Linked DNA regions of Homo sapiens: region 2 is linked to region 1. A link is a contact called in ENCODE Hi-C or POLR2A ChIA-PET data. All regions are on one chromosome and are shown on one strand. The core of a region is the stretch at or near the end of the contact, and the rest is flanking DNA. Distances in the headings are between cores, read along the strand shown. Region 1 holds the start of INO80D-AS1 (INO80D antisense RNA 1). Region 2 holds the start of COQ10B (coenzyme Q10B).

The links. Hi-C counts contacts between places; a loop is a spot of excess contacts on that map. ChIA-PET counts read pairs that join two places held with the same protein, here RNA polymerase II (POLR2A). Pooled maps may share reads with other maps.
Region 2: a loop to region 1 is called in a pooled map, with 4 times the contacts of the local background. The contact joins the promoter of COQ10B here to the promoter of INO80D-AS1 in region 1. A Hi-C loop is called at or near these places in 3 of 50 pooled maps. POLR2A ChIA-PET finds 5 or more read pairs at or near these places in 2 of 52 experiments (CD4-positive, alpha-beta T cell and HepG2).

The regions. Positions count from the first base shown.
Region 1 is chr2:206,082,128-206,088,846 of GRCh38, forward strand. INO80D-AS1 (INO80D antisense RNA 1) reads left to right here and starts at 2,528. Exons shown (of 2, transcript NR_186084.1): 1 at 2,528-2,621; 2 at 3,830-5,377. INO80D (INO80 complex subunit D) reads right to left here and starts at 4,047. Exons shown (of 11, transcript NM_017759.5): 1 at 3,774-4,047. RefSeq lists enhancers at 1-647, 1,344-2,165, 3,794-4,083, 3,810-4,629, 4,134-4,183 and 1 more and silencers at 2,778-3,072, 2,974-3,023, 3,064-3,263, 3,284-3,453, 3,534-3,743.
Region 2 is chr2:197,450,764-197,457,482 of GRCh38, forward strand. COQ10B (coenzyme Q10B) reads left to right here and starts at 2,789. Exons shown (of 5, transcript NM_025147.5): 1 at 2,789-2,901. The coding sequence starts at 2,798. RefSeq lists enhancers at 2,192-2,241, 2,322-2,391, 2,451-3,067, 2,512-2,991, 3,012-3,061 and 1 more.

The sequences.
Region 1 (6,719 bases), core at 1,278-3,777:
CTCCTGCCTCAGCCTCCAGAGTAGCTGGGATTACAGGCATACACCACCACGCCTGGCTAATTTTGTATTTTTAGTAGCGACGGGGTTTCTCCATGTTGGTCAGGCTGGTCTCGAACTCCGGACCTCAGGTGATCCGCCCGCCTCAGCCTCCCAAAGTGCTGGGATTACAGGCGTGAGCCACCACGCCCGGCCTAAAAACTCATCTTAAAAACAAATCACATTCTGTGAAAGGATGAGAACCAAGTAGTCTGTCACCTTACGTGCAAGGAGGGAAAAGAGGGAGGCTTAAGGTTTTAAATTGAGTATTTCCTCAGTATCTCAAACTAGCCAGGAGCATTGTCAAAAATCAGCCTTTACAGTCAGGACTTCTGGGACAAACTCTTGCTTGAAGAAGTGAGGAGACTCTATTGCTGTTTGTTTTGCCTAGCACAGAGCTGCATGTGTAAGTTAAACTGACTTAGCACTGGGGACAATTTGCTGCCTCCAACCCAGTCTCACCTATTCAACCATTGTTTTACCAGTTACCAGGTGTGGGGGAGGGGGAAAGAAAAGTGTCTGAGAATATTGCTCTAACTGTATTCAAATATAAATGACTTTTCATTAGCCATAACCATTGTACCAAACCTGGATAGTGAGAGCTGCTAACCCTCAGAGAACATCTCAGGTATGAATAAATAGTTTAGCATTTTTTTGAAATGTCATTAATTTTGGGTGCTCTCAGAAATGTTTAATTCCTTCTAAACTAAAATTTTTATTTCTCTAAAAATAGTAGCAACATGATTTGCTGAGAAAAAGTTGGAATGGGATATACAAATTTCCTCCTAAAAATCTTCCAGAGGAAAGAAAACTTGATTATTTCAGACTTGTAATTATACTAACCATTTACTTTTTAAACTAACACTTAATAATAAAAAAGCATATTCCCTTAGTAGTTTAAAGTTAATTCAGTATTTGCCCTGAAAATCTTTTATTAATTTCAAATGGAATGTAACTTTTAAAAACATCAAACCTGTCATTCCTTCAGGAAATAAAGTAGCCCATTAGGCGATCAGGTTAGGAAATTAATACATGTTTGAGGTAGGGTGGGAAAAAGTACAAAACTTTTTTGGTATTTGTACACATAGTTTTGGAAAGCTTAGGAATGTGAAGTCAACAATATACCTTTAAAATATCAAATTATAAGGCAATAACAATTTTTTTCAAACCTTAAAATGTTCCAAGAAAAATGACTAAGAATGATTTTTTTCCATCCAGTATATGCTCTAAAAATAAGGACAAACTATAATAGAAGTAACGATTTTTGGTACACATGTTTAAAAAAATGTCCATGTCAATAAACAATTTCAATTAATCAATAAACTTAAAACAACCATTAAATGTAATTTGCATTTTTGTATCAGATCCATACAATCTCAAATATCAAGATTTTCTTAAGCTCAATGCTAAATGACCGGATATCTATCATTGTGGAGAAACAGAGTTTGATCTTAGGCAGACGAAAGGAAAAGAAAGGCACACACCTAGAAGAATCACATGAGTCTCATTTCGAAGCCTCACGGAAGTCAGCACTGAAAGTCGTGGGTGACCCATTGCCCTGCAAGTGGTAGCTTTTCACTAACAACAGTGCTGGGGGTACTGAGTGGGCAGAATGTGGGACATCTCCTGCCAGCAACTCCAGCCTGCTACCAAGCAGGACACCGCACATAAACACAACACTCTGCCCTAAGCTCACCAAAAAAAAAAAAAAAAAGGAAAAAACCAACAATTAAACGATGCAAAATAACCTCTCCAAACACGCCCACACTGGGGACTGGCAGTGGGGGGTGGCAGGGTCTATTAACATTTCAATGTCAACACTCAAGAACAACAAGGAGGTAAGCATAGCCACGGGAAACATCCTGTCCCTGAAAAGCAGAAAATCGAGATTTGGAAATTTATGTTTATCACTTTTTTTTTTTTTAACGTTCAGAGCTCAGGGCACCAAAATATAGCTAAAATTGAATCCATTTAAACAGAAAACATACGTGTGTGTGTATGAATATATATGTGTTTATATATGCATATAAAATATATACATACACATATATTTTTTTTTCGTTTAAATGTTATACATACACACACACACACACACACACACACACACACACCCCAAAACCAAAGTAGTTTTGCTAGGTTCCGAGGGCTCTTCCACAGACCCTTCTGAGTTGTAGCAATAACAAGTTTAGGTTTCCTTAAAATCTCCATTACTCTATTTCTAGGTCGAATACAAGAATGTCACATAAAACTAAACAGTGATTATCAGAATAAATGAACTACTGATCCTTAAACTGTAGACCTTGTTTCGGGAGCTGCCCTGCCCACTTCCTCTCCCTCCTCCCAATCCCGGAGGCTTCCAAGCCATCTGACAACCACGTCTCCCCCTTGGGATCTGTTCCGGTGTTGGTTTTACCGGACAGTGACCAAAAAGGAGGGGAAACTCCTACATCTGGGGACTGCTCCAGAAACCCTGCCTGATCCTGCCCCTCTCACTGACAGTCTCCTCGCTGCTCCCTACATCTTCCTCTCCGCCGGAGCTGTCCAGAAGGGGGATTTTGGACCCAAAGGAATCGGGATGAAAGGGGGTGGGTACTCAAGCTGAAAATAACACCCCCAGTTGGTGGGGTAAGGGCTAAAAAAGGCAATAGGGAAAGATTGTCCGGCAGAAACACCACCTGAGTTTACCTCCTCCTTCCCACCCCAAAAACCCAGTCACTAACTAATAAAGCTAAGAAAAGCCCCTTGCAAACTTTTCCAAACCGGAAGAGAAGGCCCTCTCCCCAACCTGGGGGGCTCTAGGGGGAAGGGGCTGGAGTTAGCAGCCCCGAATGGGCTCGCGGGGAGTTGGGTGGGGCGCGGGCGAGGGGTGCAGGGGCGGAGTACCTTCTTCAATGGACAGGAACTGGCAAAGAGTTTCAAAATAGCCGAGTGCGCTCCCCCACGCCCTGGGGGGTCCCGGGCGCTAGGACCAGGGCTCCCCGGAGAGACAGCGGCCCCCAGTTCGGGCCTAAAAGGAAACTTTCTGGGCCGCGGCTGCACCTGACTCCTCACCGCCCCTCCACCCGACCCCACGCCCGCCAGGCCGCCCGCCCCGCCCCGCCCCGGCCTGGCCGTCCGGAGCGCGGAGGAGGGGGATAAATAAATTCAACTCTTACCGGAATCTGGGGGCCGTCTGCGAGAGACCCGGGGGAAGGGGAGCCGGGCGCCCATTCCCCACTCCCCACTCCTAGGCCCTGACGCCCCTGTCCCGGCAGCCCGGGCCTGCCGCCCCGCGGGAAAGCCTCCGGGCCGGCGCGGGATTCGGCCCAGCAGCGCCGCCGTCCCACCCGGAGACCCCGGGGGACTCGAGGGGGCGCGCGGAGGCCCGGGGTGCGGGGGCAGGGCGCGGCTGCCGTGGGGCCTACCGGCCCGAGGCCTACCGGCGCCCCCCCCTCCCGCCGCACACCCCCACCTGGCCCGCGCAGGCCGCTCCGCTCGCCCCACTCCGGCTCCGGCTGGACCCCTGCCCGCCCGCCGTCGCCGCCCGCGGGCGCCCCGGAGGCCCTCAGGCCCCCGGCCTCCACCACCCGGGCGCCGGCCCCACTCACCCTTTCATTCTCCGCCCGGGGCCTGGCGTGGGCCGGCGAATCCCCGGCCTCACGTAAGCGCGCTCGCCGCCCGCCCAGCCTGCGCGGCCCAGCCCGCCGCCCTACGGGAGCCCGGGGATGTGGGCCGGGCCTGGGGCCGCCTCTGCTTACCTTTCAGCTGCTTTTTTTTTTCTCCTTCCCCCCTGTTCCCTCGGCTGGGCTGACAGATCAGAGTGAGAGGCGCTGGCAATGGACTAGGAAGCTCGGCTGCCGCTGCTACTGCTCCCCCCTGGGCTCCGGCGAGAGCCTTTCCCTGTCAAGCAAGAGGGGTGAGGATCATATTTTTATTTTGGAAACTAAAAAGTGCTCCCAGGGTCGGTGATTATTAAGGGGAAATCCCTGAATATACTCTCCAGCCAAGAAGGCAGGGCTGCCGGGGCTGTACAAGAAGAGGCAGCAGCCTCCTACAGCACCACTACAGGCACTGCGAGGACATAACACCAGAGAGCTGCTCCTCTGCCCTCCGAAACGACAACTTTCCTACCATCTTGGAGGCAGAGCAAAGGGGGGCCAGGGGGAAAAGTGCACCCGCTCCCGATAAAGTACAAATTTTTACTTCTCATCTCTGGAAAAAAGTCCACACCGGCCGTCTACACCCGCGCCTGGGGGAGAAAGCAGGGAAGAAACGGGGGGTGCATGAGAAACGTTTTCATTTGCTCCAGGGGGAAAAATGTTTCTGCATCTTCTGATGGAAAGAAATCTTTACAAGACACAGGTTTTCCGGTGGTTATTGTTTTTTATTTTCTGTTTTTAATTTTTTTCATGTTAGTGACAGTGATATTTTAATATTTTTTTAAGCCAGTAATAATTTTTCTCCATTACAGGGCTAAGTTCTGTGGCTGGTGGTCAGTTTGTAAATTTATACTTAAAGAGACTTAATAGTAACTTCATTTATTTGTCTGGTTATGTTATTGTATATATAAATATTTATGTTTTCATATATTGCATATAAAAATTTGTGTTACATGTTACTCTCAGAACAGATTGCTGTAAGACAATTGTAAAAAAACATGTCTTTCGTCTGTTTCTCAAAGCAATGTAAATAAAACCTATGGACTGTCCAGAAAGGCATGATACAGTGTGTCATTTTCCACAGTGCAGATAAAGGCAGCTATCACTGGGGATTTAAAAACGGCCCCTGTTTCTGGAAATTCTGTTATGCTGCCCATACAGAAAGGATACAGTAAAACTGGAAAGAGATTTTAAAGACAGCCTTAGATTTTTCTTGAGGTAAAATAGCTTATTAAGAATTATATCCGGGCATTTAATTTTTTTATTTATTTAGATTCTTTAAACTCTAGCTAGATCTTTGGTGCATTACACATGTTGCTATCTGCTTTTTGTGTCACAGAATTGAGAAATGTGGCTATTTTTGTTAGTTATGTTAGTTCAGAACTTCCAATGTGCTGCCAGCCTGTATGATAGACTTTTTGTATATTGCAGTGGATGTCATGAATTTACTTTTTTAAATGAGCAAAGCTTACTAGATAAATGGGATCAGAGTTAAACAATGCTGTTAGCACAGAGGTGAGAGGGACAAAGGGTACCCATTTACATCGATTCCAATAGAACGCTTATTGGAGGATAAATTGCAGAGACATTTTTCTATTTTTGTGAAGAAAGAGAAAAATAATAGAAAAAGAACCGACTATCTTTGTATGTTCTACTGGGGATGATGATTTAAATCTTGTATTAAAAGTTATTTTTCTAACACATGTTGACTAACCTGGCAGGAATGAATTTGTTATATTAGTGCCCTGAATCAGTAGAATATTTAATTTCTTTGTAAAATTTATTACACAACATTTAGAAATAACTTCCAAATTTAGAAATTGTCCTGATTTAAAAGTGAGTTCATGTAATGCATATATCGGATATTTATTAGTTTCTAGCTGAACCTTATCTTTATCATATAACTTTGAATATAGTACTTACCTAAATATTCTGGATTTTCTTTTTTTTTTTTTTTTTTTTTTTGAGACGGAGTCTTGCTCTTTCGCCCAGGCTGGAGTGCAGTGGCCCGATCTCAGCTCACTGCAAGCTCCGCCTCCTGGGTTCACGCCATTCTCCTGCCTCAGCCTCCCGAGTAGCTGGGACTACAGGCGCCCGCCACCACGCCCGGCTAATTTTTTCTATTTTTAGTAGAGACGGGGTTTCACTGTGTTAGCTAGGATGGTCTGGATCTCCTGACCTCGTGATCCGCCCGCCTCGGCCTCCCAAAGTGCTGGGATTACAGGTGTGAGCCACCGCGCCCGGCCTATTCTGGATTTTCTTCTGTGGTTTTCTTCCTCTTTGTTTGGTGGAAAAAGTTAAGTAAAATTAACTGATTCTCATCATCTTGGAAACCTCAATTGTGAAGCTATGTTCTATTTACAATATTTTTTTTAAACATTTAGACATCAAACACATTAGTTATCACAAGGAAAATCCCTTAACTAGACCTCTGGCGAAATTGAAAAACATGTTTTCTAACAACTTATTTTTCTTTATATATGACATGACTTTATAGATATGTTTTGAATTTTTCAAGAAATTAAAATGTGATCAGATTCCATGGCTTATGTCTGTGATCCCAGCACTTTGGAAGGCCTAGGTGAGAGTATTGCTTAAGCCCAGGAGTTTGAGACCAGCCTGGGCAACACAGCCAGACCCTTTCTCCAAAAACAAAAATTAAAATAAAATGTGCTTGTTTGCATTAAGCTGGCTGCACCCTTTTTTGCAATGCCCCTTGTGACCAAAGGAACTTGTCTGTCAGTGGATAGGGCTATGCTGCATCAGCTTAGCATTTCAGTGCTTTTCTCTTTATAAAGTTTGACTTCTGCTTAGCTATAGTCTATGATATTTATCCATCAATTGAGCAAAATATTCAAGACTTGAGGCCAGGCACAGTGGCTCACGCCTGTAATCCCAGCACTTTGGGAGGCAGAGGTGGGTGGATCAACTGAGGTCAGGAGTTTGAGACCAGCCTGGCCAACATGGTGAAACCCTGTCTCTACTAAAAATACAAAAATTAGCTGGGTGTGGTGGCAGATGCCTGTAATCCCAGCTACTCTGGAG
Region 2 (6,719 bases), core at 1,539-4,038, 8.6 Mb before region 1:
GTTCTGGGTGGGCATGGGGTCGGCCGGCCCCGCACTCGGCGCGGCCGGCGCCTTCTGGGCTTGATCCAGGGACGAGCTCCCTCTGGGCTGCCAGAGTGCCTAGGCTAGGTGCTGCAGAGACCCCGGGAGTACCAGTGAGAGGTGAAGCCGGCTGGACTTCCGGGATGGGTGGGGACTTGGAGAACTTTTCTGTCTAGCTAAAGGTTTGTAAACGCACCAATCAGCACTTTGTGTCTAGCTAAAGGATTGTAAATGCACCAATTAGCACTCTGTGTCTAGCTCAAGGTTTGTAAACGCACCACTCAGAACCCTGTGAAAACGGACCAATCAGCTCTCTGTAAAATGGACCAATCAGCAGGCTGTGGGTGGGGTCCGCTAAGGGAATAAAAGCAGGCTGCCTGAGCTAGCAGCAGCAACTCTCTGGGTTCACCTTGCATGTTGTGGAAGGTTTGTTCTTTTGCTCTTTGCAATAAATCTTGCTGCTGCTCACTCATTGAGTCTGTGCCACCTTTAAGACCTGTAAGAGTCACCACGAAGGTCTGCAGCTTCACTCCTGAAGCCTGGGAGACCACAAACCCACCGGGAGGGATAAACAACTCCAGATGCGCTGCCTTTAAGAGCTGTAATGCTGCAAAGGTCTGCAGCTTCACTCCTGAAGTCAGTGAGACCACAAACCCACCAGAAGGAAGAAACTCCAGACACGTCTGAAAGTCAGAAGGAGTGAACTTGGGACACACCATCTTTAAAAACTGTAACACTCACAAGTGAGGGTCCGTGGCTTCATTCTTGAAGTCAGCAAGACCAAGAACCCACCAATTCCGGACATACAAGGATTGTGTATTTGAAAGTAGTTGATACAGAATTGTCCATGCAGCTACAGAACCACCTCAATCTACAAGTACATCATGTGTTGTACTGCAAAATGTTTGACAAACCTTGTAGCTGATGATTTCAATGTATCTAGTAAGGGGTGACTGCAATAAACCAAGCAAGAGGAGAAAATAATCATAGGCACAACAGCTGGAATATTGCTTTAAATGTAAATCAGATCAAGTAACTGTTCTGCACTCAAACTCTAATGGCTTTCCTTCACGCTTAGAATACAATAAAAAATTGGTAGCATACTATGGCTTCCGTGGCACTAAGCTCTGCCTACCTCGCTGACCTTATTTCCTACCACTTTCCTCCTCTCACTGTGCTCCAAACTCCTTGCTCTTCCTAAAGCATGCCAAGATTGTTCCTGCCTGGGGCCTCTGCACTTGCTGTTCCATACACCTGAAAGTCATTTTCTTTTTCTTTTTTCTTTTTTTTTTTTTTTTTTTTTTTTTGAGACGGAGTCTCGCTGTCGCCCAGGCTGGAGTGCAGTGGCGCAATCTCGGCTCACTGCAGGCTCCGCCCCCTGGGGTTCACGCCATTCTCCTGCCTCAGCCTCCTGAGTAGCTGGGACTACAGGCGCCCGCCACCTCGCCCGGCTAATTTTTTGTATTTTTAGTAGAGACGGGGTTTCACCGTGTTAGCCAGGATGGTCTCGATCTCCTGACCTCGTGATCCGCCCGCCTCGGCCTCCCAAAGTGCTGGGATTACAGGCGTGAGCCACCGCGCCCGGCCCATTTTCTCCCAAGTAATCAGAGTTCACTTCCTCACTTCATTTTAGGCCTTTGTTCAGTGTCATCCTCTTAGAGCCCCTCCTAACCACCCTATATAAAACAGCACCCTACCATATTCCTCCCTCTTCATCTCCTTACCCTGCTGTACTGTTTAGTCTATGGGACATATAACAAGCTGCCATTGCACTATATACTAATTGGTTTCTTTCCCCCACTAGGATATAAGCTCTGTGACAGTGAAGACTTTTGCTCACTTCTCCAGCATCTAGTAGGTGCCACACAAATATCTGACTACATTTAATCAACAATCTCATTTACACCCAAACTATATTAAATAGGTAGTATTGTCATCCTCACTTTACAGTTTGCAGGAAAACTATTGGTGCACAAACCTTAAGTAAAGACCTGAAAACAAACTGAGGGAACAAGAAGTCTGGACTTGATGACTGATCACCAAAACAAGTAAATCAAAGCGAAGTCGTCTGATTAGTATGGAATAAGGGAAACCCAAATCATACGAGAACACCAATTAAAATGTGGGACACGCAGGAAGAAGGCAGACGGAACTGCTGCTGGATAACTGAGTCTTTCCTAATGACAGGACCTTATGTTGCCCTCACAATTACCCCGTGAGATAGGCAAGGCAGGCATTGTATTAGACAATCATTAACAAGCAGGACGCTGACAGCCAGGCTTCGCAGCCAGGAGTGGTGGCCTGTCTGGCTCCGCACTCACGGGTTCGGACAGTTACAGAATTAACACTCAAGCCCTGGGGCTTCCCGCAGCCCCCGGGGGGGTGGGGCTCACTGACTAGCCTCCCGGAAGCGGACCCCAGGAGAACCAGGCAGTTGGTTAATCCAGGAACAGCTCCTGCGCGGGGCGTGGACTGAGCAGTCACTGAGTATTACGCAAATTGCGCGAGCGCACGGGAAAAGCGATTGGTCGGTCAGGAGAGAGAGGTGTGTCCTGGCGGGCCCGCAGCTCCGATTGGCCGACAGGCTGACGGGAACGTTTACGGTCAGCGTGTGTCAGCGACGTGCAACCCGGAAGGGAAGAAGGGGCGTGTCAGGCTGCGCAGGCGGCCAGTCCATTGGCTGGAAGAGACCGGAGCCGGGCTCCGGGCCCGACCAGAGGAGGGCGGTGCTGCAGGGCTGGTCCGGGAGGTGACGACCGGCTTCGGAGAGTCTATCATGGCAGCTCGGACTGGTCATACGGCCTTGAGAAGGGTAGTCTCGGGATGCCGTCCGAAGTCGGCGACAGCGGCCGGGGCGCAGGCGCCCGTGCGGAATGGCAGGTAATCAACAGCGGGGGCGCTGAGACGAGAGTAGTTTTCGATTTTGGCTGCCGAGTTGGGGGACCGGAAGGATTTGGGGGTGAGGCAGAGCCGGACTCGGTGCATTTCCGTGTCTTTAGAGGAGAAGGCTTTTTTTTGCGTTTGGCATCTGAGGGACTCAAGAGCGGCGCGCATCACCTTGGGCCCAAGGCTGTGTTCGTGGCTCGTTTGCCTCGTGAGAGGCGGTGAATCATCGGCGAAGCGACTTTGGAAGCAATTTGGCCATTGGTGCCTTTGGGCTCTTCCGGTCTCCTCCCCTATGGCTTGTTGCTACTGCTGTTGGAAAGTTTTAACTTTGCGCAGAAGGGTTGCCGGCTGCTGGCTGTATGGGAGTTTGTGTTTGGCGGTGAGCCCCCTTCTCCGGTTCCTTCTACCTGCCAGATGGTCAGATGCGTTTTCCCAATTTCTGAAAGAGTGCTTTGCCCTCGCCATTTAGTGTTTACAAAACTAAATACAGCCAGCATAAGGGACTTGGATTTTTTCACTCTGCTGTAACTTACAGGTCCTGTAACCTTGAAGCATAGTCAGCTTTCGATTTTCCTGGTTGGTTCATTTTTTGGTAGGTGGGGGTGGAGATGGAGGTCGGGACACGGATACCATACTTGTACGACTTAGTTTCCTTTTACTAATAACATTGTAATATTCTTGAAAATTAAAGTTAGTGTGTTTAAAATGAATTCAGGTGTACAAAATACGAGGTGGGGAGAGAAAACACAAATCTAGTTGAGCCCCAGGACATTTAGATTAAATGAAGATCCGACCCTACTGGAAACAAGGAAATAATTTTTTTAAAAAAAGATTCAATGAAGAATTTTTAAAAACACCAACAACCTTACCAAATCCAAATCCCTTTAGACAAATGTTGGATGAGACAAACAAAATCATAAAATTACTCCTGCTTTAGGAAATAACCTCAAAAAGTAGTTTCAAGCAGAATAACGCCATCATACTTGAGATCTGTTTGTATTACTCTTATAAAATGTTGTCTTGCAAATAACACTTACTTTTGAGAAAAATACAGTTGCTTTAATGATCAAATTGAGGCTTCAGTTCCAAGATAAATACTGTTTATGATAATGAGGGCGGCAGTTTGCGTTCATTTCCAATGTTAAGCATCAGATTCTGACCTTTATTATACTTAAGTATATGAGAGAGTGGTACTGGAAGACGAGTGACAAAAAAGCTGTTCTCCATGTGGTCCAGTTGTCCAGTATTCATTTCATGGTTTAACTGTATATATGAATGTGTGTATCTTCATATCGTAGTTTAAGACATAGTATTCCTGGCAGTGCATGAAAATAGATGTGCTGTCCAGGCCACTGTAACTATAGCATGCAGATTGATCAGAAAATGTCCTGTTAGTTTGCTTTAAACACTGGTGTTTTCCTTAGGCTTGTAATCAGATTGTGTAAGGGTATTTTTTTGGGTAGGCTGGGAGGCAATACATGAACCTGGTACAAAGGTTCATGTATTGCCTCCCAGTAAATACATGAACCTTTATATATAGTAAAAAGTCAACCAGATACCCAATTCACCTCTTTAGAAGCAAAGGTCTCATCTTTTTTCAAGTAAAGGTTTCAGCACTGTTCACAGTAGTTAAGATACAGAATCAACGTAGGTGTCCAACAACAGATGAATGGTACTGGGCGCAGTGGCTTATGCCTGTAATTCCAACACTTTGGGAGGCTGAGGCGGGAGGATTGCCTGAGCTCATGAAACCAGCGTGGACAACATGGCAAAACCTTGTCTCTACCAAAAAAAAGAAAAAAAAATGTGTGTGTGTGTATACACATACACATATACAGAAAAATTAGCTGGCTATGTGTTAGTGCAAGCTTGTGGTTCTAGCTGCTCAGGAGGCTGAGATGGGAGGATCACTTGAACCCAGGAGGTTGAGGCTGCAGTGAGCCTTGTTTGGGCCACTGCACTCATTCCTGGGCAACAGAACCAGACCCTGTCTCAAAAAATAAACAAGGCCGGACACAGTGACTCACACCTGTAATCCCAACACTTTGGGAGGCTGAGGCAGGAGGATCACTTGAAATCAGGAGTTTGAGACCAGCTTGGGCAACATAGCAAGACCTTGTTTCTACAAATAAGTAAAAAATTGGCAGGGCTTGGTGGCGCATGCCTGTGGTCCCAGCTCATTGGGACTTGGGGTGGGAGAATCACCTGAGCCCAGGCAGTGGAGGCTGCGGTGTGTCATGACTATACCACTGCACTCCAGCGTGGGTGATGGAGTGAGACCCTGACTCAAACACAACAACAACAATAAAACAGAAGAATGGATAAAGAAAATGTGGTGTATATATTAATACACGATGGGAATACTATTCAGCCATAAAAAAGAATGAAATTCTGTCATTTGCAGCAACGTGGATGGACTTGGAGGGCATTATGTTAAATGAAATAAGCCAGGAACAGAAAGTTACACATGACGAGTCCTCTCTCATATGTGGAAGCTAAAAAAAGTTGATCTTGGCCAGGCACGGTGGCTTATGCCTGTAATCCCAGCACTTTGGGAGGCCAAGGTGGGCGGATCACAAGGTCAAGAGATCAAGACCATCCTGGCCAACATGGTGAAACCCCCATCTCTACTAAAAATACAAAAATTACCTGGGTGTGGTGGCGGGCGCCTGTAGTGCCAGCTACTCGGGAGGCTGAGGCAGGAGAATCGCTTGAACTGGAAGGCAGAGGTTGCAGTGAGCCGAGATAGCACCGCTGCACTCCAGCCTGGCGGCAGAGCGAGACTCCATCTCAAAAAAAAAAAAGTTGATCTTGCTGGGCGCAGTGGCTCACGCTTGTAATCCCAGCACTTTGGGAGGCTGAGGTGGGCGGATCACAAGGTCAGGAGATCGAGACCATCCTGGCTAACACAGTGAAACCCCATCTCAACTAAAAATACAAAAAAATTAGCAGGGCGTGGTGGCGGGCACCTGTAGTCCCAGCTACTCGGGAGGCTGAGGCAGGAGAATGGCGTGAACCCGGGAGGCAGAGCTTGCAGTGAGCCTAGATCACACCACTGCACTCGAGCCTGGGTGATAGAGCAAGACTCCATCTCAAAAAAATAAATAAGTAAAAAATAAATTAAAAAAAAATTGATCTTAGAACAGAGGATACTAAAGATTGGGAAAGCTGGGAGAAAGGAAGGGATAGGGAGAGATTTGTTGAAGGATACAAAATTAATGCTAGATAGGAGGAATACATTTCTAATGGTCTGTACCCGCGATTTCCCAACCTTTTTGGCACCAGAGAACAGTTTTGTGGAAGACAGTTTCTCTACAAATGGGGGTGGTGGGGTGGGGGATGGCTTCAGGATGAAACTGTTGCACCTCAGATCATCAGGCATTAGTTAGATTCTCATAAGGAGCAAACAACCTAGATTCCTCGCATGTGCAGTTCACAATAGAGTTCTGGCTCCTATGAGAATCTGATGCCACCGCTGATCTGACAGGAGGCAGAACTCAGGCGGTAATACTCACCTCCTGCTGTGCAGCCTGGTTCCTAACAGGCCACGGACAGGTACCAGTCCATGGCCTGGGCGTTGGGGATCCGTCTTCTATACCACTGTAGGATGACTATAGTTAGCAATAATATATAGTTTCAAATAGGTAGAAAGAGTATATTGAATGTTCCTAGTGCAAATAAATGTTGAATGTTTGAGATGATGGATGTGTTAATTACCCTGATGTGATCACTATGCATTGTATGTATCGAAACATAGAATTATGCTCTTACCACTATTATAAAATCAACTACTACTTGTGATGTCCCAGAAA